Regions from separate parts of the Homo sapiens genome. Here all the other regions are linked to region 1. The links are chromatin loops, found by intact Hi-C in ENCODE. Cell type or tissue: MCF 10A. All regions are shown on one strand. Each heading gives the region's core, and the rest is flanking DNA. Links, peaks and the distances in the headings are about the cores only. Region 1 holds the start of CNTNAP4 (contactin associated protein family member 4). Region 2 overlaps LINC02125 (long intergenic non-protein coding RNA 2125). Region 3 has its middle 150 kb from the start of MON1B. Region 4 overlaps LOC105371348 (a long non-coding RNA gene). Region 5 overlaps LOC105371348 (a long non-coding RNA gene). Region 6 has its middle 13 kb from the start of MIR4719. Region 7 overlaps LINC02125 (long intergenic non-protein coding RNA 2125).

What was found. Hi-C counts contacts between places; a loop is a spot of excess contacts. Peaks named below come from ENCODE experiments on the same cell type or tissue, not always from the same donor. Only the 100,000 strongest peaks of a DNase experiment are listed, where the experiment ranks them.
Region 2: a loop joins it to region 1, with 16 times the contacts of the local background. A loop is called at or near these places in 19 of 110 quality-filtered maps.
Region 3: it touches region 1 in a loop (12-fold over the local background); 2 of 110 quality-filtered maps call a loop at or near these places.
Region 4: a loop joins it to region 1, with 7 times the contacts of the local background. A loop is called at or near these places in 5 of 110 quality-filtered maps.
Region 5: it touches region 1 in a loop (9-fold over the local background); 8 of 110 quality-filtered maps call a loop at or near these places.
Region 6: a loop joins it to region 1, with 9 times the contacts of the local background. A loop is called at or near these places in 2 of 110 quality-filtered maps.
Region 7: a loop joins it to region 1, with 10 times the contacts of the local background. A loop is called at or near these places in 19 of 110 quality-filtered maps.

Annotation. Positions count from the first base shown.
Region 1 is chr16:76,276,736-76,281,224 of GRCh38, forward strand. It overlaps CNTNAP4 (contactin associated protein family member 4), which reads left to right and starts at 666. Exons shown (of 24, transcript NM_033401.5): 1 at 666-1,012. The coding sequence starts at 928. In MCF 10A, for the core only: a CTCF peak has its summit at 2,456 (motif pointing right); no DNase peak of the experiment used is centred there.
Region 2 is chr16:76,638,045-76,642,533 of GRCh38, forward strand. The region is part of intron 2 of LINC02125 (long intergenic non-protein coding RNA 2125); the gene reads left to right. Among named protein-coding and RNA genes, the nearest start is that of LINC02125, 5.3 kb to the left of the region's middle. In MCF 10A, for the core only: a CTCF peak has its summit at 2,063 (motif pointing left); a DNase peak (open chromatin) is centred at 2,007.
Region 3 is chr16:77,041,090-77,045,578 of GRCh38, forward strand. No RefSeq gene overlaps it. Among named protein-coding and RNA genes, the nearest start is that of MON1B, 150 kb to the right of the region's middle. In MCF 10A, for the core only: a CTCF peak has its summit at 2,227; no DNase peak of the experiment used is centred there.
Region 4 is chr16:75,786,770-75,791,258 of GRCh38, forward strand. All of the region lies in intron 2 of LOC105371348 (a long non-coding RNA gene), which reads left to right. Among named protein-coding and RNA genes, the nearest start is that of CPHXL, 63 kb to the left of the region's middle. In MCF 10A, for the core only: a CTCF peak has its summit at 2,588 (motif pointing right); a DNase peak (open chromatin) is centred at 2,602.
Region 5 is chr16:75,798,973-75,803,461 of GRCh38, forward strand. All of the region lies in intron 3 of LOC105371348 (a long non-coding RNA gene), which reads left to right. Among named protein-coding and RNA genes, the nearest start is that of CPHXL, 75 kb to the left of the region's middle. In MCF 10A, for the core only: a CTCF peak has its summit at 2,537 (motif pointing right); no DNase peak of the experiment used is centred there.
Region 6 is chr16:76,879,954-76,884,442 of GRCh38, forward strand. It overlaps the pseudogene LOC100128497. Among named protein-coding and RNA genes, the nearest start is that of MIR4719, 13 kb to the left of the region's middle. RefSeq lists an enhancer at 1,077-1,246. In MCF 10A, for the core only: a CTCF peak has its summit at 2,361; a DNase peak (open chromatin) is centred at 2,358.
Region 7 is chr16:76,651,450-76,655,938 of GRCh38, forward strand. LINC02125 (long intergenic non-protein coding RNA 2125) reads left to right here. Exons shown (of 4, transcript NR_110934.1): 3 at 4,108-4,215. Among named protein-coding and RNA genes, the nearest start is that of LINC02125, 19 kb to the left of the region's middle. In MCF 10A, for the core only: a CTCF peak has its summit at 2,189 (motif pointing left); a DNase peak (open chromatin) is centred at 2,152.

The DNA of each region.
Region 1 (4,489 bases), core at 369-4,368:
GCATGATGCATTCATCAACATAAATCTAGCCAAAGCATTTCATTTGTGGATTTATACACCTGAAGCATTAAAATAAGAAATGTTAATTTCTTGCAGACTACTACCAGATGATTTTAAATATCTGCTAAGCAGGAATGTCTGTTCCCATGTGGGGAATTTCCATAATAAAATCCTGGCACCCTCGCTGAAGAGTACAGTTTTATAGAAACAGAGAAAAACAACAGCAAGTATTTTCCCTGAGGACGGTTTTAGCTACAATTTCCCAATGCTGCTTAGTTATTTCTGTCTTATTTTATGCTTTTGTTTTGAAACATAATGCAATTTTACCTGGATGCACTCCCGGATAATCAGGAATGGCTCAGTGTGTTTTCTGGCTCTTGCAAATGCAAGACCTCCAGAAAATCAGAAGGCTCCACCGCCTTGTCCCTTCCCCCACTCACACCTCCAGCTGGGAGAAAAGGGTTAAGGATTATTGGAAAATAGAAGAGAAGGGAGGGAGCCCCAAGGAGGCCCACGAACGGGAGGCCGCGCCTCTGGGTGCAGCGGAGCTCGAGCGCTGTTGTGTGTTTGGAAGGAAGGATGCTGCTGCCAATTTGTGGGACCGCTGCTGCGAGGAGTGGGCGTGGCCTCGGCGGTGTGGATGCTTGTTAGGAAAGATGCTGAGTGCTTTTCAGTGAGGAGTCAGGGAGGTGTGTGTGAGAGAGAGAGAGAAAAGAGAGAGACAGAGACGGGGAGAGAGAGAGGGAGAGAGAAGAGAGGGAGGAGGGAAGAAGAAAAGACGGAGGGAGGTGAGGAGGAAGGGAGGGGGAGAGACAGAGACCTAGAGGGGCTGAAGACCCAGACAGAGCTGGCAGAGCTACTGAGAAGAGGACTGGAGCGCTCTGAGAGCCTCTCAAGATCTTTTGGGGGAGCCCAATAAATGTGAACATGGGATCTGTCACGGGAGCTGTCCTCAAGACGCTACTTCTGTTATCTACTCAAAATTGGAACAGAGTCGAAGCTGGGAATTCCTGTAAGTATACAGCAAATGATTTAAAACTTGCTGGGGGGCTCTCTGCAAAACTTTGATTCTGTTGGTTTGATGATGATTATTTGCAGCTGGGATTGCTGCAAAGCGTATTGCTGTAAACCAAGCATCACTTAAAAATCTTGCCAATGTGACCGGTTAACACTTGTCTCTCCTCTTGGTCTGGTCAAAATAGGCAAAGTGTCATTTCTCTTTTTGTCTACTCGCAGAATCTTACCCTCTGGTCTTTGAGTATTCATTGAGAATGCCCAAGTTCTAGTAAAACATGAAATTAGCATCTTATCGGGGGAATAGCCTGTGAATATCTTCATTTCTTCTTTTTTAAAGAACTACTGAATTTTATTGGAATTATGTCTAAGAGGAAAACAACTGGCAGACTTTACATTATGCTGCATTGGCTTAGATTTCTGAAGTTTGCAATTGGGCAGACCAGTAGCTGCCTGCATCTTTAAAATAATGCAGGCTAATAACTGAAATGTACTGCAGGCTTCAGGAGCACCAGCACTGGCTGAGGCGAGTCTCAGTATTAAGAGCTGTGCCCTCGCTGCTAAGAGAATGAGACTTAGCGCTCTCCGGAAAGAGGAGCCTCTTCCTACATTTCGCTTAAAGGAAAACCAGTCAGGTGGTCTTTCAAAAGTAGGATTCCTTTGTGGTTGAATGCTTAACTGCATAAATTTGTAATTGAATGTTCTGATGAAATAGAACCTATTTAGGGAAGATTGAAATCTTATTTATAATTTAGATATCATCCATAATAATTTGGCAGACTCCCTTCATCCACTCTTTATTAGAGATAGAAAAAGTTTTAAAAGTTATCTTTGGCTTAAATTCTCTAAATGGGAGAATTTTCCCCTCCTGATTAATGACAAACAAGCTTGGCAAATACAACTTTTTATTTTTTCTTGGATTTTAAAGGAAAAGCTCATTTGCTTTCCAAGAACTGGCTATGAGGCCTGTCCAGGAATTTATGTTGCTGCTGTATCATCAGGCTTAGATTTGGGGAACAGAGGCAGTAATCAGACATTTGCTATGGCATATCACTTGACTATGTTAAGAGTTCTGATATGTGAAAAACATGACAAACTCATGGGCACAAGTCAAATGTCCCCTCACAGTACCTGGCTCCCGTGATTTCGTGTTTCAGTTCAGAATGGGCTCATTTAATGTCACAGGGTATCCATCACTCTGAAAGAAGGAACCTCACTTCAGGTGCTGCACATCAGATTCAACTTTAGTTTGAGTGTTGTGATAATCTCATAAGTCAATAAAATGTATAATTTCACCTAGTCAAAACCTTGGAATCTTATAATGGTAGCATTAGAAAAACATTGCATCATACAAGCAAACAATAACAACAACACCCACACACAAATGGAAGTTCTGTAGAAAAGGCATAAGTAATTCATCTTCCAACCACTAAAGTTCAACCAAAAAGAAAAGCACTAGAGGTCACTCTTACAATGTAAAGCACATCACCCCAAGCATCCTTCCCTCAAGAAAAGCAGAGCTTAAATCTGGCCTGTACTCCATTCAGTCTTTCCACTAGACTGCCTGTAGTTGGGTTTAAAATACATTAATCTAATTATTTGGGCTGCTAGTTGTTTATGTTTGCTTGTTTTCTTGAAGCTCAATAAAAAGTGTAGGGTGTACATCAACATTAAATAGCTTTCTTTTGCCATATATCTTCTTAGAAAAGAAAAGGTGCTGAAAGAGATCTGAGGAGAGTGTAATATTTATGTCTGCTTGGCTCTGGTTGGATCCCTCACTGACACTTAAAATTTCAGTGCTGGTTCTATATTCTTTCAGCCTTGGTTTGTTAAGGAAGTAGTCTAATGCTCTTTTAAACATCTGATGAACTTGCAAAACCTATACGATTTTTCATTATAAAAAACATTTAAAGTTGGAGTTCTTGCTTACCATGCATGTGGAGTTGACTGTTCTTCAAGTGTCAAAAATAAAATGAAATGACCTTATATAATTAAAGTTGCACTCAGTAATTTATTGTGAATATTTTGACAATATGATTTGCAGCAGTATGTGTAAAAGAAAATATTTCATTTCTCAATTTCTATTTCATTTTTCAATATTTAAGAAGTATTTTCTTTTTGGAAGAAGTAAGGTCTACTTGTACCAAGCCATGGTGGAAAGTACTTCATATGTTTCATCCTTTTTGGAAGGACAAGTGTATATATATTTCCCAGCAAGACTGGAATTTAGTGTAAGGACAAGCAACTATCAACCAGCATATGCATTTCTAAAGTATTATAATGACTCCAATAATTCTTCTGGACAAGACTTTATATTAAGAAAAAGTGAGTCAGTCTTGACTACCAATAGTAATATTGGAAATAACTGAATATAAATAAATAAAATTAAAGGACTAGAAAGACTTTTCCCCTTTATTTACAGCTGATGAGCCAGGAGCAAATCTGTCATCTACAGAGTCAGCCCAAGGTTGCCAGTTTGAAAGCTTTCATGGGACAGAACTCTGCAAAACCAGTACAGCTCAGGGATTAGGTGCACTTTAATTTGAATGTTAATTGATCCAATTAAACAGCAGGGAAACTTTACATTAGAAGGATTCTGTTCAAAGACAAACATATATGTTCACATATATGTATATGTGCTCATTTGTATATAGGTATATGTGTATGTAGATATCTAAACTACTAGACTCGTGCTCATTTGTATATACGTATATGTGTATGTAGATATCTGTAAACTACTAGACTCATGTGCTTGCATATTTTTGGTGGCCCTGTTAAGTACTTATCTGTCTAAAGATGAAATATGTTGAATGAACCACGCTCCCTGCCTACTAGTATCCTGTCTGACATTTCAAAAGCAGTGGACTAGCCATAATTTTTTTCTCTTTGTTCTCATCAAGATGAGCTTTTACAATTATATTGAAGTGTCCCTTCCATCAAAGTTTAGAGACGGATCCTTGCAGATGGGTGTGCTCTTTGAGAAGCTGCACTGGCTGTTCTTGGTTTCTTTGCTTGCTACTAAGAGACATGCATTAAGAACAGAGACATTTCTCTATTTTTTAATAGCTCTTATAAATCCAGTTTTTGAACATTAAGACATGGTTGAAGATGGGGTCAACTTACCCCAAAAGAAGGAATGGGTACAGTAGTAAGGCTGATAAGAGTTTGCTTTTATTTTAACTCTTGCAGATTATGTGAGGGAGGCTCTCTAGTTACTGGTATACTGAGCCGTACTCTTGAGAATAATTAATGCTCCCCAATGACTTAATTAGAAGTTAACATCTCACTGTGTTCTTTCTTTTCTCTGATGGAAATAAAGGCCGTATCTGATACCTACCCTAAAAGAAGCACTGAAGGATAGATGAAGGCAAATTGCCTAAGTAGATGATCACTCTTGTGGGTCCTGGGAGACAGCTGGACAGATTCTCACATTGTTAAAACTCAACCTTGTAATTCTTTCTAGAAGCTACTTTCT
Region 2 (4,489 bases), core at 216-4,215, 360 kb after region 1:
GTGTCGAGGAGATAACTGTAGAAGACCAGAAAAATATTTGGATGAATTTAGCCCTCAGAATGACCCAAAAAATGTCTGATTTTTCACTCGGTTTGAAATGATGTAGAACTGGGACTCTAAAGAGATGCGTTATGCATTATTTGGATCTTGAGAAAATTAGAGAGACGGTATTGGATCACAGTCACAGAAAGGCCTTATATATTTTTCCAAGGACTATTAGGGGATAAATATATACATTTATGAGTTTGAAGTTAAAATATTAAGTCGATATCATTATTATGGTTCAGGTTTTAGTTAAATTTTAAATGACATATAATATACAATTTACATACTATAAAATTACCCTTTAAAGTATACAATTTATTTTTAATATATTTATAAAGCTGTCAACTACTGTTAGAAGAGCCATTCCTTGCTCCTCTCCTCCAGCTACTGGCAACCACTAATCTACTTTGTGTCTCAATGGGATTGTATATTCTGGGCATTTCATATAAATTGAATCAAACAATATGTAGCCTTGTGTGGTTGGTTTCTTTCACTTAGCATGTTTTCAAGGTTCGTGCACGTTCTTACATGAATCAGTAGTGCATTCCTTTTTATGGCTGAATAATATTTAATTTATGGATATAACAAATTTTGTCTATTCATCAGTTGATAGACATGGAATTTTTCACTTTTTGGCAATTATGAACAGTGCTGTGCGGAATATTCATGTATGAGCTTTTGCGTGGACAAATATTTTCAGTTCTCTTGGGGGCATACCTAGGAGTAAAATTGCTGAGTGATATGGCAATTCTATATTTAACTTTCTAGGGCAATATCTGCTTTCCAGAGAATTGCATATTTTACATTCACACAAGCAACATATCAGGGATTTGATTTCTCTACATCCTTGCCAACACTTTTTATTTTCTGCCTTTTAAAATTATAGCCATCTAGGAGAATGTCAAGTGGTATGTCACTGAGGTTTTAACTTGCATTTCACTAACGACTATTGATTTTGAAGATTTTTAAACATTAGTCACATATATGTCTTCTTTGAAGAAATGTCCACTGAAATCCTTTGCTTCTCCTTGTTTTTGTGCCATTTTTGAATGTTCTTTTTTATTTTTTAATTGACAAATAAAACATGTATTTGTTGTGTATCATATGATGTTTTGAAATACATTTACATTGTAGAATGGTTTAAAATGTTCTTAAATGGAATGAGTTGCATTGGGAATAAATGAGTTGTCAGTCAACAAATTAAGCACATGCTGGATGAGCATCTATATGGCCTTTACAAATATATATAGCAAATGATTCATGATTGTCCAACAATGTGTATGTAAGTTGCATGAGCTATGATCTGATGACACTCATGTCTTTGCTACAGTTCTCTTGTCAAACCCTGATTCATTGAAGATATAAATCTCCTTGAAAAAGTCCTTTGCCCATTTTTAATTGTTATCTCATTTTGTGTGTTATCTTTTTACTTTTTTCATAATATCCTTTAAAATACAAAAGTTGTGAAGTTTATAAAGTTTAATTTGTCTGTTTTTCTTTGGTTGCTTGTGCTTTTGCTGTCAAATGTAGGTAAATCATTGCTTAATCTAAGGTCACCAAAATATACAATTATGTTTTTAAGAATTTTACAGTTTTTACTCTTATATTTAGGATTTGGGTTTTCGATTCACTTGAGTTAATTTTTATAGATGATGATGCAGCACAAGCAAGCCCCGACTTTTGGGTTCAGCCCAGAAGGGTTCTTGGCTTTGCACAGGAAAGAATTCAAGGGTGAGTCAGTGCTATTAGCAATCTCTTATAGAACGGTAGGTACTGTTCTTTGTAGAGCATGCCTACCTCATAGGCAGTGGACCCAGAGTCACCAACTTATGGGCTCTTGGCAACTGTATTTATACTCCCTTACATTCACTTTCAATTACATGGATGGGTGAGTCAATGCAAATTGATGGGACAGTTTGTTTATAACTTTCTAGGAAAGGGGTGGTAACTTCTGGGTGGTTGCCATCGTACTTGTAAACTGTCCATGGCGTTGGTGGGAGTATCCCAGGCCAGTGAGCAATGAGGGCAACTAGGGATCGCTTTCATCGCCATCTGCTGGTTCCTGCTAATTTCTTCACTTTATCCTGTTTGGGCCAGATCCTGTTTTGATCAGCAGGGCTATGACCAGAAAACAAGTCGTGCCAGTCTCTTACCTCAGTATATGGTCGAGTTCTGCAATCTTTTTTTTTTTTTTTTCGCATGTTGATATCCAGTTATCCCAGCCCATTTATAGAACAGATTATTCTTCTCTACTTGAAGTTTTGACATCTTTGTTGAAAATTAACTGATCATAAATGTATGTCTTTATTTCAGGATTCTCAATTCTATTCCATGGATCTGTATGTCTGTCCTCATGTTGGTACAAAACAGTCTTGATTACTGTAGCTGTGTATTAAGTTTTGAAATTGGAAAGTGTGAGTCCTCTGACTTTGTTTTTCATTTTCAGTACTATTGTGACTATTCAGGGTCCCTTGCATTTCCATTTAAATTTTAAGTTCACCTTATTTTGCATAAAAGGCAACTGAGATTTTGATAGTGATTCCATTGAATCTGTAGATCATTTTTGGAAATATTTCCATCTTTAAAAGATTGTCTTCCAATCTATAAATGTGAGATGTCTTTACATTTATTTGTATTTTTGTAAATTAATTTCAAAAATTTTTGCAGTTTTTAGTGTACTCATCTTACACTTTTTGGTTATATTTATTCCTAGGTGTGCCATTCATGTTGTGCTAGTGAAAATGGAATTGATTTCTTAAATTCATGTCCAGATTGTTTATTGCTAGTCTGTAGAAATACAACTGATTTTTATGTATTGATTTTGTATCCTTCAAACGTTAGAAACTGAGTTTCTAATAACTCAGTTACTGCCTCTAATTTTTTATAGATTCCTTAGGATTTTCTCTCTGCAAGATCATGTCATTTGCAAATAGAGGTAGTTTCATTCTTCCTTTCAAATATTATTACCTTGTTTCTTTTTCTTTCCTAAATGCCATAACTGGATCCTGTAGTACCATGTTGAATATAATGGATGAAAGCTGACATTCTTGTCTTGTTCCTGATATTAGGAGGAAAACTTTCAGTCACTAATCACTGAGAATGAAGTTAGCATTGAGCTTTTCATAGATGTCCTTTGTCAGGCTCCTTCCTATTGCCAATAGGTTTTTCTTTTTAATTATGAAAGGGTTTGAATTTTGTCATACGTTTATTTTCTGTCTACTGGGATGGTCATGTGGTTTTCATCCTATGGTATTTGTTGGTTTTTATGTGATATACCAACCATGCATTCCTCAGAGAAATCCCACTCATTCATTGTGTTTAATCCTTCATATGTTACTATACCTGTACTAGTATTTTGATGAGAATTTTTGCACCAGTGTTCATGAGGGAAATTGGTGTGGTGTGTGTGTGTGTGTTGGGGGGTGGGGCTCTTTGATTTTGTTTTCAGGATAATACTGGCCTCATAGAATGAGTTGTGAAGTGTCTCTCCCTCTCTCCTCTTCTATTTTTTTGGAGGAGTCTGTAGAAGATTGTTGTTGATTCTTCTTTAAACATTTGGTAGAATTCACCAGTGAAGCCATCTGGTCCTGTGCTTTTTCTTATAGGAAGTTTTTCACTGTTAATTCAGTCTTTTTTCTTGTTATAGGTCTGTTCCAATTTTATAATTTTTTTCTGTTTCTTTTTTTGAGTCTATTGTTTCTGTCATTTTGAGGATTTGACCATTTCATTTAGGTTATCTAATTTGTTGCTATATGATTGTTTATAGTATTCCTTTACAATACTTTTAATTTCTAAGATAAGTAAAATATAAGTAAAAATACCTCCTCTTTTATTTCTGATTTTAGTAACTTGCATCTTCTGTCTTTGTTTCTTTATCGGTCTTATAGGTTGTTAATTTGGTTTGATCTTTTCAAAGAACCTACTTTTGGTTTTGGTTATTTTCCCTACTCTTTTTCATTTACTACCACTGTAATCTTTATTTTTTCCTTTCTTCTGTTTACTTTGGCTTTAGTTTCCTCTTACTCTAGTTACTTAAGAAGGTGCAAAGTTAGGTTATTAGTTTGAAAATGTCTTATTTTTTTAAGAGAAGTTTATAGCTATAAATTTGCCTATAAGTATTGTTTTAGGTGCATTTCATGTATTTTAATATGTTGTGTTTTCCTTCACTTATTTCCAAGTCTTTTCTAATTTACGTGGGATTTCTTCTTGACCTGTTGGCTATTGAATAGTGTATTGTTAATTTCCACATTTTTGTGAGTTTTCCATATTTCATTGTTACTGATATCTAATTTAATTGCATTATAGCCAGAACACATACTTTGTATGATTTGAATATTTTTAAATTTATTGGACTTTGTTTTAAGGACTACCATAGGGCCTAATCTGGAGTCTGTTCTGTTGGGTGGAGTATTTTATAGATGTTAGTTCCAGTTCATTTATAGTG
Region 3 (4,489 bases), core at 336-4,335, 760 kb after region 1:
TCTAGCATAATCATGCTACTTAAGGAATGAGATTTTTAACAAAGCCATATTCAATAGCGCTGTACTGCTTCATAATCATGGTAGTGATAAATATCGTTTCACAGATGGGATTTGAATATTGTTTGTTCAACTGATTATCATTTTAATATTCCTGAAATTCTTTCATTATATGACATGCACAAAAACCAGACTTTATCAATGTAATCAACTCTAATATCACTAGGTTAATGTTTATTGATTATTTTAATTTTCCTTTTAAAAGTTTTTCGTTTCATTTTGATATTGCAAAATAACTAAAGGATATTGCCAGAGTTGCTAATGAATATAGAAACTTAGTATATGATAAAGGCTTCATGTCAAAGCAGTAGAGAAATTTAAAAGAAAAAGATTAATTCTTTTCTAAAAATAGTATGAGATCATTGCTTAGTAGTGTAGAGAAAGATAAAATGAAAGCGTACAAATAGTAGAAGAATGCATGGATGCATTCCTCTATAAGCTAGGAATAGAAAAAGCTTTTCTTAAATATGACCCAAAATCTAGGAACAATTTGCTGAAAGAAAAATAAAAGTGCTGACATTAAAAAATCACGTAAAAATGCCAGAGCAAATGAAACGACAAATGAAAAACCGGGAAAATATTTGTGACTTATATTAGACCAAAGGGTCAATGTACCTAGTATATGAAGAGCATCCAAAAATAGAGAACATTGTAAGATAAGAATGGAGAAGAGGCATGCACGAAGAGTTCACTGGAAAACTAATACAAATGGCCCTTAAAAATAAAGATGCTCAGTCTTACTCAAAAATAAGATAAATGCACATTAAAAATACTTTGTAATATTATTTATCACCTATCATCACCTTTCCATCACCTGTTGGTGGGGGAGAGGGTTTGACCACTCACTTGGTTGACAAGATTTGAAGAAACATTGCTGGTAGGAATCAAAATGTTAATGAAATGAAAATATTAATAGGATGAAAAATAGCATAACACGTATACAAGAAAATCTAGCAAGACATAACAGAACTGCATGAACATTAATTTTGTGTTTGACCTTAGTAGTGGGATAAAATTACCTTTTTATTAAATGCTGCTATGTTCCTGGTTAATAAAGTATAAAAGCTAATCTGAAGGGATCAAACTGCTTTCAAGTAACTTAATCCCTACAAGTCAAAAGCAAAGTGAAACAGACAAACCTAACTACCAAAGTGATTGCTTGACAACCCAGAAAGTATTTATTTCAAGTGAATTTAAAACACAGCAATCTGACTAGTGGCATAAGTCCTTAGGATAAAAGCAAAATTAAGAAATCTTAGATTGTTTTGAGTAATATGAGTTGTAATAATATTGATATGGTTAATCTGAAACTATGATATATACACACAAGCACACCTAGACATACACATAGTTGAATAAAGGAAGCGAGGGATAATATTAATACTTTATTGTAAATATATATACATAATCAAAGAAGTTAAAATGTATAATTCTACATTTAAATTCAAAATATCAGTATGAACATATTTTTTCCCCTCTGGAAAAAACAAAAACATATTCCTAACTACATCCATTGAAAAAGCCTAGAAATAATTACCCAGACCAGGAACAGTGAGCCCCTAGCACCCAGATTTTTTAATGTAAATATCATTTCTCACTAAAGTGAACCAAGACATTTGGAATAAGTAGCTGATTCAGGTGAGTCTGGAGCATTTTACATGAGAAATCACATGTGTTAACAAAGATGGGACACTTTGGCATCAGAAAGAATAACCTGCAATGCATGAAAACATACACAAAATGTTAAATCTAAAAATTTATAATTTAAAAACCCAATTGTTACTTTTGGAGAAGGCTAAGGAATCAGCTTATTATTCTGAAAAGCAGTAAGCCAAGGGGAAGTACATAACAATTATTATGCCTTGACTTGGTTTCCTCAATGTAATCGAACCGCTGATTAGATAAATAAATATATATGTGATTCCAGTTGTTAAGACAGAAGTTATAATGAACAATTATTGTTTTTCCACTTGATAAAACTATTGGTTCTAGGGACTGTTCAGTGATAACTAATATGTTACATAAAAAATGGAGAAGTTTATAATGGATGGATCAAGCTGACATCACTAGAATTTACTCATTAAATATCATGAAAGAGGAAGCCAGACATTAATTGTCCCTTGATGTGTTACAATAGAAGGTGCCATGATGCCACCTATAGGATGCTCTTGCCAAAACATTGGCCCTAAATCTCATCAAGCCTTTAGATGTAACCACAGTTTATATAACACACCAAGGAGAGCGGGACATGCCAACTAAAACCATGATATTGCAATCCTCAATACTCAGAATGTGGAATATTCCACAAGACCAACAATCTTGACTCCTCAACAAATAAATTACAGAAAAATAATAAATACGGAAACCTATTGATTAATACATCCTTAAAGACATAGCCAAATTCAGTGGGTTGATCTTACTTGAATTTTGATTTAAAACATATTATATATGCATATAATGATAGCTGGGTGTATAGTTATGGTCAAAATGATAAGTCATAGATTTCAGACATTATAGATGTTGCAGAAAAGAAGACACAGTCCCTGGCCCCAAGGAACTTAAAATCCATTATAAATGGGAGTGAAAAGAGTCTGAGAGTGAAGCTTTTTCTATTAACCGAGTTAATCTTCCATTGCATTCTCCACCACAGCACTTTATAAATCTTCTCTAGAACTGTGCTGTCCCTAATGTTATCTACTAGCCACATGTGGGTGTTAAGCCATTCAGTGGAGCTAGTGTGTCTGAGAAAACACATTTTTTATTTTTATTTAAATTCAAAAATCAGTGCTCATTTAAGTTATTGGAAATATTTTAAATGTAATTGGAACAGCATGAGTTTGCAAATCTACTTTTCAACGGCAAATTTTATGAAATCTTAATACAGCTCATGTATTTCTAAGGAAGATTTAGTGTTCAAATTAAGATGTGCCATAATTATGAAATAGACACCTGATTTTGAAGGTTTGGTATATGATAAATTTTGTGAAATAGCTCATTCTTATTTTTATATTGATTACATATTTAAATGATAATTTTTATATACAAATTAAGTACAAGTATTACTAAATTCATTTCTTTTTTACTGTATTAATGTTGCTATCAGCAACTTTAAATGTGTGATTTATAATTTTAAATGATAAATGCATAACTTATCATTTTAGATTATAAAATTTTAAATTTGGATCTTTTCTTTTTTCCAGTATTTATTGAGTGTTTACTATATGTCAAGTTCTATTTAAAGATGAAGAGACTACAGTTTCTGCCCTCAAGGAGCTTAAAGTCTAGTGGGTGAGGGAGACATTTAATTAAACATTACCACTTATTCTGATAAATGCTAGAGCAGCACTGTCCAACAGAAACATAATGCACAACACATTATAATTTTAAAATCTGAGTTATCATATAAGACTCAAATGGTGCAGTATCTTCTTTCCAAAGATGCTGCAGGTGTCCCGGACCACACTGCTGCTTCTCCAATAGCACCCTCTGCCAAGCACACTGACTTGGCCAGAAGTCCTGGGTATACACCCCACCCATGCTGCCCTTTTTGTGCTGAGTTTTCTCTTCTCTTCTTGACTTAGAAGAAATGTTCTTGGGGGATAGGATCTGGCTTCAAATGAATCTTGATAATATTATGCCTCCAAGATTTAGGTATATTTCCTGCTCTGCAGCGTAATTTAGTCGGTCTTGAGTGATGCAAATTATCCATCTATCATCTATATACCTATCTATCTATGTTTGTATCTATCTGCATAGCTTCTCTGTTCCTACCATAAGTTATACTCATCTTTCTCTCTGCCTTAGTTCATGCTGCTTCCCTTACCTAAAAGCCATTTTCTCAGCTTTACTCTAATCCACTGTTTTATAAGAGTGTGTTGTAGGACTGTTGTTCTCCCTTTTCCCTGAACTCCCAGCTAGCTTCTGTGGAAATTGTGACATACTTTTCTGCAACTAACCACTTAATTTATTTTCTTTTAAAAAATAATAATAGTAATTGTATATTTATTTCTTCAGACCCCTCTTTTGAGACCTTTTGCCTCTCTGTGCCTTCATGAAGTCTAATCGATGCCCTCTATCAGAGCTTTGCAGAGTGCTGGAGCAGCATCAATCCTTTTGAACAGAGGTTTGGCTGCCATCGCGCAGGGCCAGGACTCAGGCCAGGAAAGTGAGGTGCTTAGGCTGCGCACTTCACAGCATCACAGGGTTGTTCAAGTGCTGATGTTGAGCCACAAATAGTCTAATATTACTGAAAACTTAGGGATAAGGATGTGGAATAGTGAGAGGTCAGACTGGACAGGCAGGTGAGGGCCTGATCATGGACAGCCTTCTATGTCCTGGAATGCAATCAGACTCTATCCTCAAAGCAAAGTGGAGCCAAGTGCAGTGTGGATCAGGAGAGAAACGTGATTTCAGATGGGCATGTTAGAATGAC
Region 4 (4,489 bases), core at 128-4,127, 490 kb before region 1:
CTTTACCTTTTTTCCTCTCTAGTAACATGTGTTTTTTCCCCCCTCTGGCTGCTTTTAATATGTTCTCTTTGACACTGGTTCTAGGCAATATAATGATCATGTCTTATTGTAGTTTTCTTCATGTTTCTTGTGCTTGGGTTTTGTTGAACATTTTGCATCTGTGGATCATAGTTTTCATATTTGGAAAAATCTCAACTATATTTTCTTTAATATTTTTCTTAACCCCCCACCTCCAACCCTCTTTAAAGATTCCAATTACGTGCTATGTGAAATTGGTCCATAGCTCACTGATGCTCTGTTCATTAAAAATATTCTCTTTTCTTTCCATTTCCTTTCATATAGTTTCATTTGTTATCTTTAAACTCACTAACCCTTTCTTCAATGTTTAATCTGCAGTTAATTTTATCCTGTGTATTTTTGATCTCACACCTTGTAGTTTTTATTTCTAGAAGCTCAATTTGGGTCTTTTTATATTGTCTATTTTTTTGCTTAAACTTTTTGTATGCATGGAATAGTTAAAATAACTTTTATTTTTCTCCTCAGCCAATTATAACATCTGTGTCTGTTATAAATTTTGATTGCTTGATGATTATTCTATGAGTTGTATTTTTCTGCTTCCTTACATTTTGGTGATTTTTGATTGGATGCCAAACATTGTGAGTTCTAATGTCTTTGTTGGATATTAGATATTTTGATATTCTTATAAATACTTATGGGCTCTGTTCTGGGATGCAGCTGAGTTACTTGGAAACAGTTTAAATAGTTTCAGTTCTTGCTTTTAAGATTTTTTAAAGGCAGAATCAAAGAAGTGCTCAGTCTAGGGTTAATTATTTCTTTCTACTGATGCATGAACTTTCTGTGTACTCTACTCAGTGTCTCATGAATCTGGAAGTTTCCATTTTGGCTGGAAGGGGCAGGTGCTCTTTTCCATCCTGTGTGAGCTCCAGGAACTGCAGCCCATCGTCTCAGGTGGTTCTTTTCCTGGCTTGAGTGGTTTACTCACACATATACTAATTATATTCATCTGAGTATTAGAAGGAGACCATCTGGAGCTCTCCAAATTTGTTCTCTTTGCAATTCTCTGCTTTCTGGTACTCTTTCCCTTCTATTCCAGCCACCTGGGCCTTCCTGGACTCTCAGCTCTGTCTTCTTCACTCTGGGAGTCCACTAGGCTTCCCCTGGGTTCCTTATCCTTGCACTGTGGCCTGGAATCTCTTTCAAGGCAGAAATCTGGGGACAGCTGTAGGGCTTACCGTCTTTGTTTCCAGTTTCACATGATCATTTACTGCCTGATGTCCAGTGTCTGGCAAACCACGGTGTCATATCTTTTGTCTGGTTTTTGTTTGTTTCTGGTGGAAAGGAACTCTGGTTTCCGTTATACCATCATGGCCAGAGCCTAATGTAAGGGCCAAGGGAAAGCTTCCTCTTTACCCTCTGAAGAGTCACTGAAAAATCATAACAAAGGGCAGAATAATAGTAGAAATGGCCTACAAATTTATTAGTGTGCAGGTGGGGAAAATTACAGAGTGATTATCGCAACCCTCTAATGGGCTACAGAAACTTATATATCACCTTGAGGTTATAAAAAGAATGGGGCCTCAGAGCATGGCCCAAAACTGGTTATGGTGGTGACATGGTTTGGATTTCTGTCCCTGCCCAAATCTCACGTGGAATTGTAATCCCCGATGTTGGAGGAGGGGTCTGGTAGGAGGTGATTGGATCATGGGGGTGGATTTTCCCCTTGCTAGTCTCGTGGTAGTGAGTGAGTTCTCATGAAATCTGATTGTTTAAAAGTGTGTAGCACCTCCCGCTTCGCTCTCTTCCTCCTGCTCTCACCATGTAGGACATGCCTGCTTCCCCTTCGCGTTCTGCCATGATTGTAAGTTTCCTGAGGCCTCCCCAGCCCTGCTTCCTGTACAGCCTGTAGAGCCACGAAGCCAATTAAACCTTTTTTCTTATTAAATTACCCAGTCTCAGGTAATGCAATGCAAGAACAGACTAATAGAGGTGGTAAAATAGGTTATAATAATAAGACAGATTATGGGAGGGAGAAAAGAGGAGGCCTGGCTAGCAAAGGTGGTCTCGTTATGTAGATGAAACCTCACAGGTATCGGCCCTCAGAAAGATTAGGTGGTATGTTTCTTGCAGACCTCTAAAGGTGTCAGACTCTCAGTTTATCTTTCCTCGATCCAGGCAAGGGAGAGTCTCAGAGAAACCTGGCTGCATCAAGGCAGATTCTCTGGCTTTTTTTCTAAAATAAATTTTTTATAAATAGAGACGGGGGTCTCCCTATGTTTCCCAGGCTGATCTCAAACTCCTGGGCTCAAGTGATCCTCCTGCCTCAGCCTCCCAAAGTGTTGAGATTACAGGTGTCAGCCACCACGCCTGCCTCAAGGCAGATTCTCTACAGATGCAAATCTCCTGACAAAAGACAGCCTTTTAGCCATGATGATATTTCAAGCCCCCTATGAATAGCCGTATATCTTGGGGTGAAATATTTTGGTTTCTTTCATTAAGGATCCTATTACGCATCTTTGAAATGGTGGTTAGGATTATTTTGAGTTACTGTGTTTTGCAATCCACCACTAGGTGGCAATGTTATACAGCTGAGATTCTTTTCAGTAAAGGAACCCTGCAAAGCATTTCTAGGTTATTCTAAGAGATACACGGAATTATATATTTGGTCTTGGTTTGGGTATAACAGTCTGTTTTATTGAGTTCCATTTTATTCCTATATCTGTTATTGTGGAATTTTTACTTCAGTGTAAAATTAGTAAAGTTATTTTGCCTAAAATAATACATGCTATAGATTGAAATGATTTATGGTATGTTCCTCACTATGGTCAGTAGTAGATATGATACACTCGTTAGGGAAACTTTTCACCTACAGGGGATTTAAATATATTTATGAGGGCAGTCATCGACATCCGTTTGTGTCTGGTTTGTAAGACCAGCCCAGAAAAGAATAAGATGTGTCTACTGCCTCTGGGGGCTTCTGTCCTTGTGAGGAGACACACAGGTGGACCACAGGCACAGTCCCAGGCTTGTGTGTGCTCTTCAACTGTCTGGGGTTGTCTAGAAGCTTCCCAGAGGAGGTGACCATTGAGCAGGGTTTAAAAGATGTGTAGAAATTTTCTACTTGAGAAAAGGGCAGATAGCAGTTCATGCCTAACAGTGCAGCAGAGAAAGAGACAGGGACTTAAGCATATCATAAGAAGATGACGAGAGTGGCAGGAAGTAAAAACAGGGACGTGGCCTCAAAATGCCTGGCACACTCCATGTGCTGCATGACCATTTCACATATAAATAGAGTAAGACTGCTAGGGTCCATCTCTGAAGATGATATTGCAGATCGAATTTCTTTCATATTTATTAATATAAAATAATGTCAGTTGGAGATATACAATTTTGCTCCTCACCGGTGGATCATCCTGTGCATATGGGGTAGACAGACCTCCTTGGAGACCCCGCATTAGATGACTCTGGCTGCGGCGGGGAGAGACTACAGGATGCGGGCAGCAGCGAGCACACAGTGACCAAATACAAGGTTCTTGCCCGTCGGTAAAGAATCGGAGCAAAGATCGGCTAGACTTAGATAAATAATTAGGTTGGGCTCAAAAGAACAAAATAAATTTCATCTCAGACACTTGTAAATTAGCAAAACAAATAAATTAAACATCATCATTATTATTATTTTTTGAGACAGAGTCTCGCTCTGTGCCTCAGGCTGGAGTGCGGTGGCGCCATCTCGGCTCACTGCAAGCTCCGCCTCCCGGGTTCACGCCATTCTCCTGCCTCAGCCTCCTGAGTAGCTGGGACTACAGGCGCCTGCCACCACGCCCGGCTAATTTTTTTGTATTTTTAGTAGAGACGGGGTTTCACCGTGTTAGCCAGGATGGTCTCGATCTCCTGACTTCGTGATCCGCCCGCCTCGGCCTCCCAAAGTGCTGGGATTACAGGCGTGAGCCACCGCGCCCGGCCAACAATTATTATTTAAAAAGTTCTGCATTCAAAAGTAATATTGGTTTAGAATTACCTCAAGGAGACAATTTCATGACTAATTCTACTGCCTAATTGTTAGAGAGGGTAAGATGGCTGAACTAACATGGACCTTCCCGGTGGCTCCGTGAGGACAGTCGGGAAATGACGTGCTCCTTGTGAATGGCTGAGAAAAAGCACCTGTGTGACATCTAATCATCCAGACCGGTGGTTCTCCAAGTGGGGTGGGGACTCCTGCAGGGCCTCACAATCCTTTCAGAGATTCTACAAAGTCAATACTATTTTAATAATAACAGCAAAATATTACCTGTCTTTTTGATTCTCACTCTACTATGAGTGTACAGTGGAGTTTTCCAGAAGCCATGTGGCGTGATATTGCAACTCACTGAATACAGGAGCAGAGAGAGAATCCAGCGGGTTTATATCAGTGTAGTAAAATAATTAAAAAAAAAAAAAGGAAAAGGAAAAGAGAATTCAGTGGATTGAGTTG
Region 5 (4,489 bases), core at 357-4,356, 480 kb before region 1:
GAATGTTCTTTGGAAGCACTTGTTTTTAAGGACCTTGGGGACATTCTCTGGTTGGTGTTTGTGTTAGTTTGCCAAAGCTGCATGGAAAAGTACTACGGATTGGGTGGCTTAAACAACAGAAATGTATCTTCTTATAATTCTGGAGGGTAAAATCCAAGATCAAGGTGTCAGCAGGTTTTTTTTTTTTTTTTTTTTTTTTTTTTTTTTTTTTTTTTTTTTGAGGCCTTCCTCTTTGGCTTGTAGATGCTGTCTTCTCAATGTATCTTTACATGGTCTTCCCTCTGTAACTGTCTGTCTCCTAATAGGCTCTTCTTATGAGGACACCAGTCACATGGGATTAGGGCCCACCTCAATGACTGCATTTTACTTAACTACCCCTGTTAAAGGCTCTCACTTTCCAAATATACTTACATTCTGCAGTATTGGGGGTTAGAACTTCAACATATAAATTTTGGGGGGACACACTTCAGCTCATAACAGTGTTAGAATGGGAAATGTTTATGAATCAATATTTACAAAATGGATAAGGAGGCTAGCAAAGCAAACACATAATCTCTCTGCTCAGACTCATCACACATCCTACCTGTGAGAGCCAATTGTTAAATAGTCAAGAAGTTTCCAAGATTAAGCCATGAAAACCAGCAATAGCTACATTGCTAATTTCAATCACCACCCTCACACTGAAAGCTAGGTTTCTTCTCTCTCTCTCTCTTTTTTTGTTTTTGAGACAGTCTTGCTCTGTCACCCAGGCTGGAGTGCAGTGAAGCAATCTTGGTGGCTCACTGCAACCTCTGCCTCCTGGGTTCAAGTGATTCTTCTGCCTCAGTCTCAAGAGCAGCTGGGATTACAGGCCCCCACCACCACGCTTGGCTAATTTTTGTATTTTTAGTAGAGATGGGGTTTCACCATGTTGGCCAGGCTGTTCTTGAACTCCTGACCTCAAGTAATCTGCCTGTCTTGGCTTCCCAAAGTGCCGGGATTACAGGCATGAACCACCGTGCCCAGCCAGAAAGCTAGTTTTCAAGGACACACTGCTCTATGCCATATCCATTTTTACAGTGAAGGTCACCTTGAGAAATAAATTAGCTTTTTCTAAAGGGATACTTTTCCTAGGATTGCTGTAAGTTGGGAATATGGTTTGGATATTTGCCCCCTCCAAATTTCATGTTGAAATATCATTAGGGAATTGCAAATTAAAACAATAATGAGATATCACTATGCACTTAATAGAATGGCCAAAATCCAAAAAAACCTCACAATACTAAAAGCTGGTGAGGAAGGAGAATAGCAGGACCTCTCATTCATTGCTGGTGGAAATACAAAAGAGCACAGTCACTTTGGAAAACAGTTTAGCAGGTTCTTACAAAACTAAACATAGTATTACCATATGGTACAGGAATCAAGCTCCTCAGTATATATCCAAATGAATTAAACTTATGTTTCCCCCCACCCAAAACCCTGCACAAAGGCTTATAGCAGCAGTATTCATAATTGTCAAAAACCAGAAGCGGCCCAGCGTGATGGCTCACACCTGTAATCCCAGCACTTTTGGAGGCTGAGGTGGGTGGATCACCTGAGGTCAGGAGTTTGAGACCAGCCTGGCCAACATGGTGAAACCCTGTCTCTACTAAAAATACAAAAATTAGCCAGGCGAGGTAGCAGGTGCCTGTAATCCCAGCTACTTGGGAGGCTGAGGCAGGAGAATTGCTTGAACCCGGGAGGTGGAGGTTGCAGTGAGCTGAGATCACACTACTGCACTCCAGCCTGGGCGACAACAGCGAAACTCTGTCTCAAACAAACAAACAACAACAACAACAACAAAAACCCCAGAAGCAATCCAGATGTTCCGCAGTAGGGAATGGCTCAACAAACATTGGTGCATCCATACAATGGAATATTATTCAGTGACAAGAATAAACGAGCTGTCAAATCACAAAAAGGTATGAAGGGCTCTAAAACACATATTGCTAAGTGAAAGAAGCCAGTCTGAGAAGGACATATATTTTATTATTTCACGATGTGTTATTCTGGAAAAGGCAAAACTGTAGAGACAGTAAAAAATATCATTGATTACCAGGAGTTAGGGAAGAAAGAAAGAAGGATGAAGAGGTGAAGCACAGGGAAGTTTTAGTCAGTGAAATTATTCTCTATAACTCTATAATGGTGGATACCTGTAATTTGTCGAAACCCATGGAAATGTACAACCTTATAGTACACTATGGACTTCAGTTAATCGTAAAGTGTTAATATTGCTTCGTTGACTTTAACAAATGTACTGCACTAATGCAAGGTGTTAACAATAGGGGGAACTCTGTGGGGGAGGAGAGTATATGAGAACTTCTTACTAACTGCTTGATTGTTCTGCAAATCCGAAGATGTTCTAAAAATAAAGCCTATTAATTAAAAAAACCCCAAAATGTAAAATAACAATAATGAGTGTCTGATTTCAATTTGCCTATAACATGCTTAGAAATTCAATTCGTTAATTTCAGTTTTTGAAATAATCAGATTGTCCAAAAGAGGGTGCCAAAGATTTACAAAGGTATTTTCTTTGGTTCTGTAAAAAGAAGCTAAGTAATAAAATAGAATTAATGTAATTAAAAGCCAAGAGAACCTAATATAAGTCAATGTGTCTGACTCTTATCTACATCTTGCCAATGACTCCTATCCTCCTTCCCTGGGACTCATGTTGGATGCGTTTTGCTTCTTGGTGCTGCTGCTTTGCTGTGTTTGAGAGTGTAATTCACCCTCATGATGCACAGCAGGTGACCCTGACTCCAAAGATACCTGCAGGGAGCTGAGCTAACCGAAATACGCCTGCACCTTATTTTAGGTAACGATAGACAGAGGCTTGTATAAGTTGGATTTGAATGGGAGTTTGCAAATTGATGTGTATACTTTGTAAATTTATACTATTTTCAGTTATATACACTTAGAGACAATTTTGACTTATTACTATTGGGTCTTCCACTGAAAGTGGCTTTTAGCACTGTAATCTTCAATTGCCCTGTTTCTAGAACCCTAAATCAAGGAGTTTATAATCTGTAACTAAGTATAAATGCATTGACACAATTCATTTTTTAAGGTATCTTTTGGTGGGCAGGGCCTGGTGGCTCATGCCTGTAATCCCAGCAGTCTGGGAGGCTGAGGCAGGAGGATTGTTTGAGCCCAGGAGTTAGAGACCAGCATAGGCAACATAGCAACACTCTGCCTCTGCAAAAAAATAAAGAATTAGCCCGACATGGCAGTGTGTAACCTGTAGTCCTGACTACTCAGGAGGCTGAGGTGGGAGGATTGCTTGAGCCCAAGAGGTCCAGGCTACAGTGAGCCAAGATCATGCCACTGCGGTCCAGCCTGGGTGACAGAGCCAGACCCTATCTCAAGTATATATATGAATAATTTCATCAAGGAATCTCCTTAAGATAACTATATCACAACAAAACTAAGTTCTTTTTTTGTTATATTGCCTTTTTACATTTTCAGAACATCTTTATTTTCTGTTGATTGTAAAAGAAACAGACACTAATAAAATAATCAGATTAAAAAAATTGTTTTAGGTTTGGGGTACATACGCAGGTTTGTTATATAGGTAAACTCATGTCACAGGGGTTTGCTGTACAGATTATTTTGTCATCCAGGCACTAAGCCTAGTACCCAATAGTTATTTTTTCTTCTCTTCTCCCTCCCCCCGCCCTCCACCCTCAGGTAGGCCCCAGTGTCTGTTGTTCTTTTCTTTGTGTCCATGAGTTCTCATCATTCAGCTCCCACTTATAAGTAAAAACATGCAGTACTTGGTTTTCTGTACATGCATTAATTTGCCAAGGATAATGGCCTTCAGCTCCATCTATTTTCTCACAAAAACATGATCTCATTATTTTTTATGGCTGCATAGTATTCCGTGGTATATATGTACCACATAAAATAATCAAATTAAGAAACTCCAAAGTGAAAGCTTACTTAATCTTACTTGAAGATTTCTTACTTACTGTCAGTGATTTGTTATGTAACTTTCTCTTTGGTGTGTATATTAAGAAACAATTTTATTTTATTGTGGTAAGAACACTTAACATGATATCTACCCTCTTAACAAATTTTGAAATATGCAATACAGTATTGTTTACTAAAGGTACCATTTTGTACAGCAAATCTCTAGAACTTATTCATATTGCTCAACAGGGAGGGGCTTGTGTAACCTTCTGAATGTTTACATATGTGTTTAGAATGTAAATGGCTTACATTATCCATATTCTCCAGTGATATACTTTCCACATCTAATGATGAATGTCTGTCTTATATAACATCATTCTTTCTTTGCAATGGATGCCTATGATTCCCTTTTATGGATGTATTACACTTTGTTTAGTCAATACCCTATTACACAATTTATTTAGTTCTTTCTTTTGTTTTTGTTTTTGCTATTAACAGTATTGATTTAATAAAAAGCCTTACAAACCCATATTTATGGATTCGTGCTATTATCTCTGTTTAA
Region 6 (4,489 bases), core at 351-4,350, 600 kb after region 1:
GCAAGTAAACATTGTTTAAGGTTATCAGTCATAAGCTACCTTGAACACTGAATTCTATTAACTTTTAAAAGATACTTTTATATGTATTCTACCCAACAGAAATCTTTACTATTAGTTATCTTCATCAGGATCATACAACTGTTACAATGTCAATACTGTCGAGGGTATTTTGAAGTACTTTGCCTTTTTTGCTGTGAAAAGCACACTTCTACTTATCACAGTTTGGGGATGCATGATTTGAAGAACTATTCATTATATTATGATCATTTCAGCCAGAGGGGGAAAAGCTTTCTGTCAATTTATCTGCTACCTAAATGTTCAAAGTTGTAATTAATTAGGAGGCAAGAATGTAGAGAAAATGCATTTCAAAGATAAATCTAGTCGCTGAGAAGTTCATCATATCTTATAATTTTCCCATCTCTATAGCAACTGTCAAATACATGTCTGCCTACAAATTTAGAAACAGAAGAAATTATAGAAGGGCGTAAAAAAAATCTGGCACAGGAAGGGGAACATCACACATTGGGGCCTGTTGTGGGGTCGGGGGAGGGGGGAGGGATAGCATTAGGAGATATGCCCAATGTAAATGACGAGTTAATGGGTGCAACACACCAACATGGCGCATGTATACATATGTAACAACCCTGCACGTTGTGCACATGCACCCTAGAACTTAAAGTATAATTTAAAAAAGAAAAAAATAAAAATAAAAATAAAAGTTGATTATTTCAACTTTCAAAAAAAAAAAAAAAAATCTGGCAGCAAGCCAAAAAGGATATCTGACATTTGCATATTTGTTGTCAAAAATCTACCATACGATTGGGCTCGAGTGTTGAAAAGCATTGAGCTCTTGAATGTTTGTTCTACTTTATTGTTTCCTGAATGATCAGGGAGAGACAGAACAGAGGTAATTCTACCTTTATTTGCCCAAGGCTCATTATAAATTCAAAGTCAGTCATGTAATTATGGTATCTTATATCAAGAAGGCCCAGCCCCAATTGCTCATCCTCCAGTCTTCCTCCTATAATTTAATATAATCATCATATACCCAGGTGCTCAGGAACAAAACCCTGGAAATAATAAAATCTAAATATAACCACTTATCACCATCTTTATTCTAAAGCTGTTTCAAGCTACCGACACATCTTACCCTGATTAGCAGTTACCACAACCCATTGACTGAACTCACCATTTCTCCCTGGCCAACCCCTGCAGAGAAGCAATTGCTAAAGTTGTTTTAAAAGCATGTATTGAGCCGTGCACGGTGGCTCATGCCTGTAATCCCAGCACTTTGGGAGGCCGAGGTGGGCGGATCACAAGGTGAGATCGAGACCATCCTAGCTAACACTGTGAAACCCCGTCTCTACTAAAAAAAAAAAAAAAAAAAAAAAAAAAGCCGGCTGTGGTGGCGGGCGCCTGTAGTCCCAGCTACCCAGGAGGCTGAGGCCGGGGAATGGCATGAACCCAGGAGGCGGAGCTTGCAGTGAACCGAGATAGCGCCACTGCACTCCAGCCTGGGCGACAGAGTGAGACTCCGTCTCAAACAAAACAAAACAAAACAAAAAAAAACCCATATATTGGATCATACCATCCCTGAAACTATCAACCTGAAACTATACAATGAATTTTCATCCCACGATGGCCGCTGTCAGCTTCCCAGAACTCAGTTCTACTCTTCAGTTCTCCCCATCATTCATTATGGTTTAAACACATGGGCCTTCTTAATAGTCCTTAAATTAGCCCAGCTTCTTCTCAACTTAGCACCTTTGCACATGACCAGCTTAATGTCATCATTAAAGTCTCAGCTCAAACATAAAGAGGCTTCTCTCAGGCAGACACAGTGGCTTATGCCTGTAATCCCAACACTTTGGAAGACCAAGACAGGAGGATTACTTGAGCTCAGAAGTTCGAGAGTAGCCTGGGCAGCATAGTGAGACCCCGTCACTACAAAAAATAAAAATAAAAAAATTAAGTGGGCATGGTGGTGTGTGCCTGTAGTCTCAGCTACTCAGGAGGCTGAGGTAAGAGGATTGCTTGAGCCCACGGGGTTGAGACTGCAGTGAGCCATGATCGCACCATTGCATTCTAGCCTGAGCTATGCAGTGAGACACTGTATCGAAAACAAAACAAAAATAAAAGAGAGTAAAAGAAGGAAAGAGACCTCTCTCACAATTCCAGTTAAATAGTTTTCAATAGTCCCTCACCAGTTATTATCACTTTTACTCTCTTTCAGTTTCTTCACAGCACTTATCACTGAAATTACCTTATTTGCTTATTTATTTAACTGTTCATTTCTGGACTCCATCGTGCTAGAATGAAACCTGCATCAGAGCACAGGCCTCTTTCTCCCCCCTGTGGCTGTATTCCACCTCTACCATGTGCCTGGGATATACTAGGTGCTCAAGGCATATTAATAAAATATACTCTTCATTTCACAGATGTGAAATCAGATTCTTAGAGTTTATTAAAAACTTACTAAAGCTTTTCTCCTAATAAATAGGCCTAGAAAAGAAATCCAGATTCCCTAAATTGTATTCCAGTGCTCTTGCGGTCAGGGTAACCAGAATACCTTTTTTGGTTGATTTCATATGGGCATTCATATTTGTTAAATTAGAGAGCTATAGAAACTGCCCAGAAGGACAGTAAGGGAAAGGAAAAAATATGAGCTTAATCAATCATTCCTGAGCTTTTGACTATCAAATTTGATTTGAGTATAAAAGATAATGGATAAAATCTATTATTCCCCACATTTATATACCCTGAAAACAGGGACTCTAAAGAAATAGAAAGTAGAGATTGTACAATTGAGCAGCACTGCTCTATGGAAGAGAGGTCCCTGTTGTTCTGGGCAGTCTATGTAAGTACAAAGAAGAACCTCCCTCCAGTAGTTCTAGATGGTCTGCCCAATTATGAGAAAGAGCCTCACTCAAGTTGCTTGAGCAAGGGGAGGCTCATTCAAATGATGCATTGTTTAGAATTGAGAATGTCAATAGCAGACAAGGTAGTAACTATTGCACAGCTCTTTTAAAAAATAAAGGTTACATATGGAAGGTAGTATTACCTTACTGGACATTATATTCTGTCCAGTACTCCTTTTTCAACTGCACAGCTGCCCATTCATTATCCCATGTAATTCAGGTGGTAATGTCAATCACAATGCTTTTTCTGTCTCCTGGCAAAAGCATGGCCTCTGACCCAGATTTAACTCATTGTGCTATGTCTCCTTTGAGTCTACCGTGATTAGCCTAATGGGGGAGCATGTGACCAAACAGGACCAAATGGAACATTCATGAGATTTTTGACAGATTCTAGGAGACAGTGCCTCTCCATATACTCTCTGGAATCAATGAAAACATGAGCCTGGATGGTGGGACTCATTATCACAGAGAAAAATTCCAAGAATGGAAGCAAGAACGCAAAAGCAGAGCTCAGTGATGCACAGTAAAAGATGAAGGCACTTCTGGATCTCAATGCTCCTAAAGCCGAAACCATCTGCCTTGGAGCAGCTATTTAAATAAGAATTTGCCTTCCTGTGTGTGTCGCCTGATCTGTGCCTCGTTTGGTTTCTATTGCTTGCAATTAAAGAATTTTGACCCTGCACTTGTAATTTATAAATTTGACATTGTATATCAAAAGAAGGTATATTTTGGATATTAAATGTTTATTTGAAATTCTGTACAGTAGGATGTACAGTGACGTATCATTAGTCTTTGACATCTGTTTATAGACAGTTTTATTCAATTCATTGATTATTTTGATTAAGGTGTGTATTCATTCATCAGAAAATCCCTAGCTGAAATAAACTCAGATAAATTAATATCTATGCAATCACTGTATTTATAAGAAATAGGTTCTATCTTATTGACCAATGGAAAAGGTGCACAAAGAAATCATACTAAATATAGGTGGTTCCTGTTCCAAATATTCTCTTCAAGACTGTATTTTTATGGTTACAGGACTCAGGAAAGGTGATCTTCACTTTAATTCTAACAGACAAAGCTCAATTTCATCAGGGAAAATAATTGTAAATCCTGATGATAAATCTCTCATAGGAGTTTGCTGATTCAGTACTTCAAGGCAACTAGTGTTCTGCCCTCAATTTTATTTTTATTGCTTTTGAATGATTAATATACAGGCATTGACTAATAATTTCTTTTGCAGAATTGGATTATGTTATTGATGGATTTAGAAATAGGACTTGAAGATATATTAACATAACTATAGAGTTGAAAACATTAAGCCAGTGGGGCCAAAGAGGGGAAAAGTATACGGAAATCTAAAACTCAACTCAAAATAAAAATTATGTGTGACGACTTTGACAAAATAGTCAAAATGACAAATCCTTATTGGTAGCAGTGCTCATGCATTTATAAAAGTCTCATCCAACTGGAAAAGTAGAAGACATATAAAGTACAAACAGATCCTCTCTTATGGGCTCTCAATTTTCCAAACAAATTGGGTGTAAGGCAAATTATGAGAGTAATGTTGC
Region 7 (4,489 bases), core at 122-4,121, 370 kb after region 1:
GGGCAGGTAGAAGCTGGAAGAGGAAAGAAAGAATCCCCTGAGCCCTAGAGGCTGTAGAGGGAGCGTGACCCTTTGAAAACCTTGATTTGGGACTTCTAGTCTCCAGAATAGTGACAGAATAAATTATATTCTGTATATTTTATGTAATTATATTCTGTATGTTTTATATAATTATATAATAATTACATATATATATGTTCTACAATATAATTATATGATAAGGGATTACATTCAGCCTGTTTAATATATATAATATATAATTATATGTATCATTATATAATATAAATAATCTAGGTGGCTTTTTAATATATATAATTATATGTTATGTATTTATATATCATTATATGTTAGATAATTATAATTATATGTTAGATAATTATATATAATTATATGTTATATATATGAAACAGGCTGAATGTAATCCCTTATATATAATATATAATATGTGTTATATAATATATATTAATATAATATATTGCATTACTTAATATATAATATATAACATAATCATATAACAATTATATATAGTTATATAATTATATAATTATGTTATATAATATAATTATATAATTATATATAATATATAATATAATTATATAATTATATATAATATATAATATAATTATATATTATAATGTTATATAACATAATATATAAGATAATTATATTTTATTATATATTATATAATGTATAATTATATATAATATAATATGTTAGATATTACAATATATTAATATTATATATTATATAATACATATTATATATAATTATATAATTATATTGTAGAAAGTCACCCACTTTGTGATACCCTGTAACACCACTCCTTGGGAACTAGTACAACTGTCAATTTAGATTTTTTTTATTAGGGAAGAAAATTACCCATTATATTTAGTTTTTTAAATATGTTCATCATATACAAAATTTTATTTTTGTTCATTTTTGTAACTATAATAAACACTTAAAAACAGAAGTTTTGTCCGATTGTTCACTATGTATCTTAAGTGACAAGAACAGTGCCTGGACTAGTAGGCATTTTGTAAATATATTTAATAAATACATAAATATATTAAATAAATAAATACATTGAATACAGAAATACATTCAAAAGAATAAATGAATGTATATAGAGAGGAGATTTGTTACCAATATGTGAGTTAAAATCAGAGTGATATGTCAATAATTTGTTTTAATTTTCTATTATTATTTAATTTTCTATTATGGTTTAACATTGAAAATATATTATTACTTTCCTTTGTCTTCCCTTTTGATGATTCTGTCAATATTATTCCACAGTGTTTTCCTTTGTGAAGAAAATACAGCTGTTCTGGTTTGCATTCAATTAACATTAACCTGGTTTTCATGATAGGATATTTGTCAAATTTCTCTTTTTCCACTTGTGCTTTTGAAATCTTGTTTCATCTCCTTATTTTTTAAACTAGTTTTGTAAAGTTTCCTAATTATAAATCTCTCTGTCTCTGTCTCTCTGTCTGTCTCGTGTGTGTGTGTGTGTGTGTGTGTGTGTGTGTGTGTGTGTGTGTGTGCGCGTGTGTGATAAATCTGTTCTGGCTGCACATTCACCTTCTACAATTCAGGCCAGCCAAAGCCCATAAATTATAGGGTAACTTGTAATAAGCAATCTAGAAGCATACTGTTCAGGAGAAATATAATGTGTACCACATATATTAATTTTAAATTTTCTAGAAGGATACTAAAAAAGGAAAAAGTAGATACAATTTAATTAATCAATTTTAATAGTACAATTTAAACATATCGAAATAGTATTAAACATATCCAAATAGTATTAATTTAGCATGTCATCAATAGAATATTATTAACAAGGCATTTTACACTTTTTTGGTACTGTCTTTGAAATCCCATATGCATTTTGTGCATATGACAGTTCTCATTTGGACTTGCCACACTTCAAATGCTCAATAGTCATATGTAGCTTGCAGCTACCTTATTGGGCTGCACACTTCTAGTGACATCTTGTCATTAGCACCAGTGTATGTTAAATATATCTGATTTCATTATTATTAAAACGTCCCCTGAGTAAAGGCAGATGCTGTTTCCCAGAGTTGCTGGCAAGCTTGATGTTTGATGAGTCTAGTAATGCATAGGATCTGTTCTCAGGTTGCTTCATCAGCCATAGCCCGTCTCCTGAAAGATGGCTCCCTCTAGTGTCTCTACTTGAGTTAGTGAGTCGATTTCAGGATGATGTAAATGCCCTTTCAGCCTTTTATCTTCTCCCACTAAGGATTTACCATATGTAGGACAGGTAACCACTGAATTTCTGAAACAGCCTCATGAAATCCAGTCAGTACATTTAGCAGCTATTTTGTATGGCCAGGGGAGAATTTAAAGGCTTAGACAATTCAGCAGCTACAGCAGGGAGATCTTTGGGCTGTGGATCAGGATGGGCTGGAAAAGATAGGGAGGGTTACTATTGGGTGCAAATGCAAGGGATAGATCTATTCATAAATGCTGTGAACTTTGGAACCCCCAGCTAAAGTGTACACTTGAGCACCATTTCCATTTAACAGTGTGCTCCATTGGGGTGTTTCCTCAATTTGAATGTTTCACAGACATCACCTAAGTCATGATGGGTGTTTCTGGTTTCAGGATTGCCAGGTCTCTTGATGTAGGAGCAATTCCTGCCAATGCCCAACAACAAGCTCACAATTATGTTTCTAAAGGGCTGAATTGAGCAGCTGCATCAGACCACTTTCAAGTCCAAAATCTCTGCCGTCTCCACTGAGCAGCAATATTGATTTCTGCCAAAAGCTCTAGTCTGTGTGTGTTCCAGTTGTTGACACTTCTACAATCATTTGTGCATTCGGGTCATAAGGCTCAAGAGACACTGCCTGATTGACAGCCCTTTATAAATCTTTTATTTGCTTGTTTCTGTCAGGCCACAATTCAATCTCAGATTTCTTTCTAGTGACTTTGTGGAAAGGACTAACAATATCCCAGAGTGGAAGATGTGATTATGCCATAACTCAAACAGATTCTCCAGTCTCTGGGCTGTTTAGTAACAAGGTCAAGATCAGATTCTAAATTATTTCTTATGATAGGAGGAAAGCCTCTTGTGATCTGGCTCATGTTCTTTTCTAAATTTTCAGGGACTGGGGCAGGTCTTGAATTGTACTGGGGTTTATCTGCCGTGCTTTATTGACAGCTGGGTGACACAGTCTCTAAAGTATACTTTGCTTTTTCCTCTGAGGAGGCAATTAAGATATCATTGATGTTATCAACTTACTCCTGGTTATCAAGATCAAGTGCAGCTACGCTGGATTGTGATAGTATACTGGTTAGCTTAAATGTCTTTTTGTTAATATGTGGAGGCAGTGTTCTTGATTGACTTCTGAAATAGGTGTACAAAAGAAAGCATGAGCTAAGATCTATACTGAATGCTCTCCTTTGATCCATTGCCTGTTGGTGCAATTGTATTGGTTTTGCTTTTTGTTTTTCTGAATTATATCTATAGCACATCCAACGCTATGGTGGATCTACCTAGATGAACTCCCAGTGGTCCACTATCAGTATGTGTAGATAACCTGCTTTGCGTTTTTGGTGTGTAAGGGCTATTAAAAGAGAATTATTGGGTTTACTGATTTTTTAAAGATTGAGTAGTATTCCATTGTGTATACATACTACATATTCTTTATTCATCTGTTGATGGATACTTGGGTTGATTCCGTGTCTTGGCTATGGTGAATTATACTGTAATTAACATGGGAGTGCAGCTATCTCTTTGCCGTATTGACTTTACTTCCTTTGGATATATACCAAAAAGTTGGATTGCTGAAACTACCATATGCTACTTCTAATTAGAGTTTTTTGAGGAACCTCTACATTGTTTTCTATGGTGGCTATACTAACTTACATTCAAACATACATTAAAATTCCACATTGTATACCATAAATATAAATAATTTTCATTTATCAATTAAGGAAAATAATTAATGGAGATCAATATCACTATTTCAATCATTAATGCTAATTAAAGCATTAATGTTCTCTTTTACTTCTGGAACTCTGTATTATTTAGTATTTTCTACAGAGGAGGTCTTAGGCAATTGCAAAGATTGTAATTTATCATTTCAGGTGACACCAGGTGGAGGGTGACTATGGAACATGGAACACACGCAGTGTAATAATGTAGGAGCAGAGTCCTCCATTCTCCTGTGACACCCATTCCCATTATACACTTAGGTAAGGGAGATGAAATGAGAGAATACTTTCTCCAGTCGTATTTTCCAAATTAGAGTTTAACTGGTACGTTGTTATTGTCTACCACAGCATTTCCGCGTTCTCCAAGTTTCACCTTTAGACCTCTTAGACTGTCCTCCTAGCCCCTATGTGGATTTCCATAGACTGATTGCGAAGAGTTAATAATTCCACATATTTTAGTTATTGCCCTCAGGCCATTCCATCCACATCACTTTCTAGTTCTTTGGATTCCCTCACTGAGGGGTGGGTGGGCAGA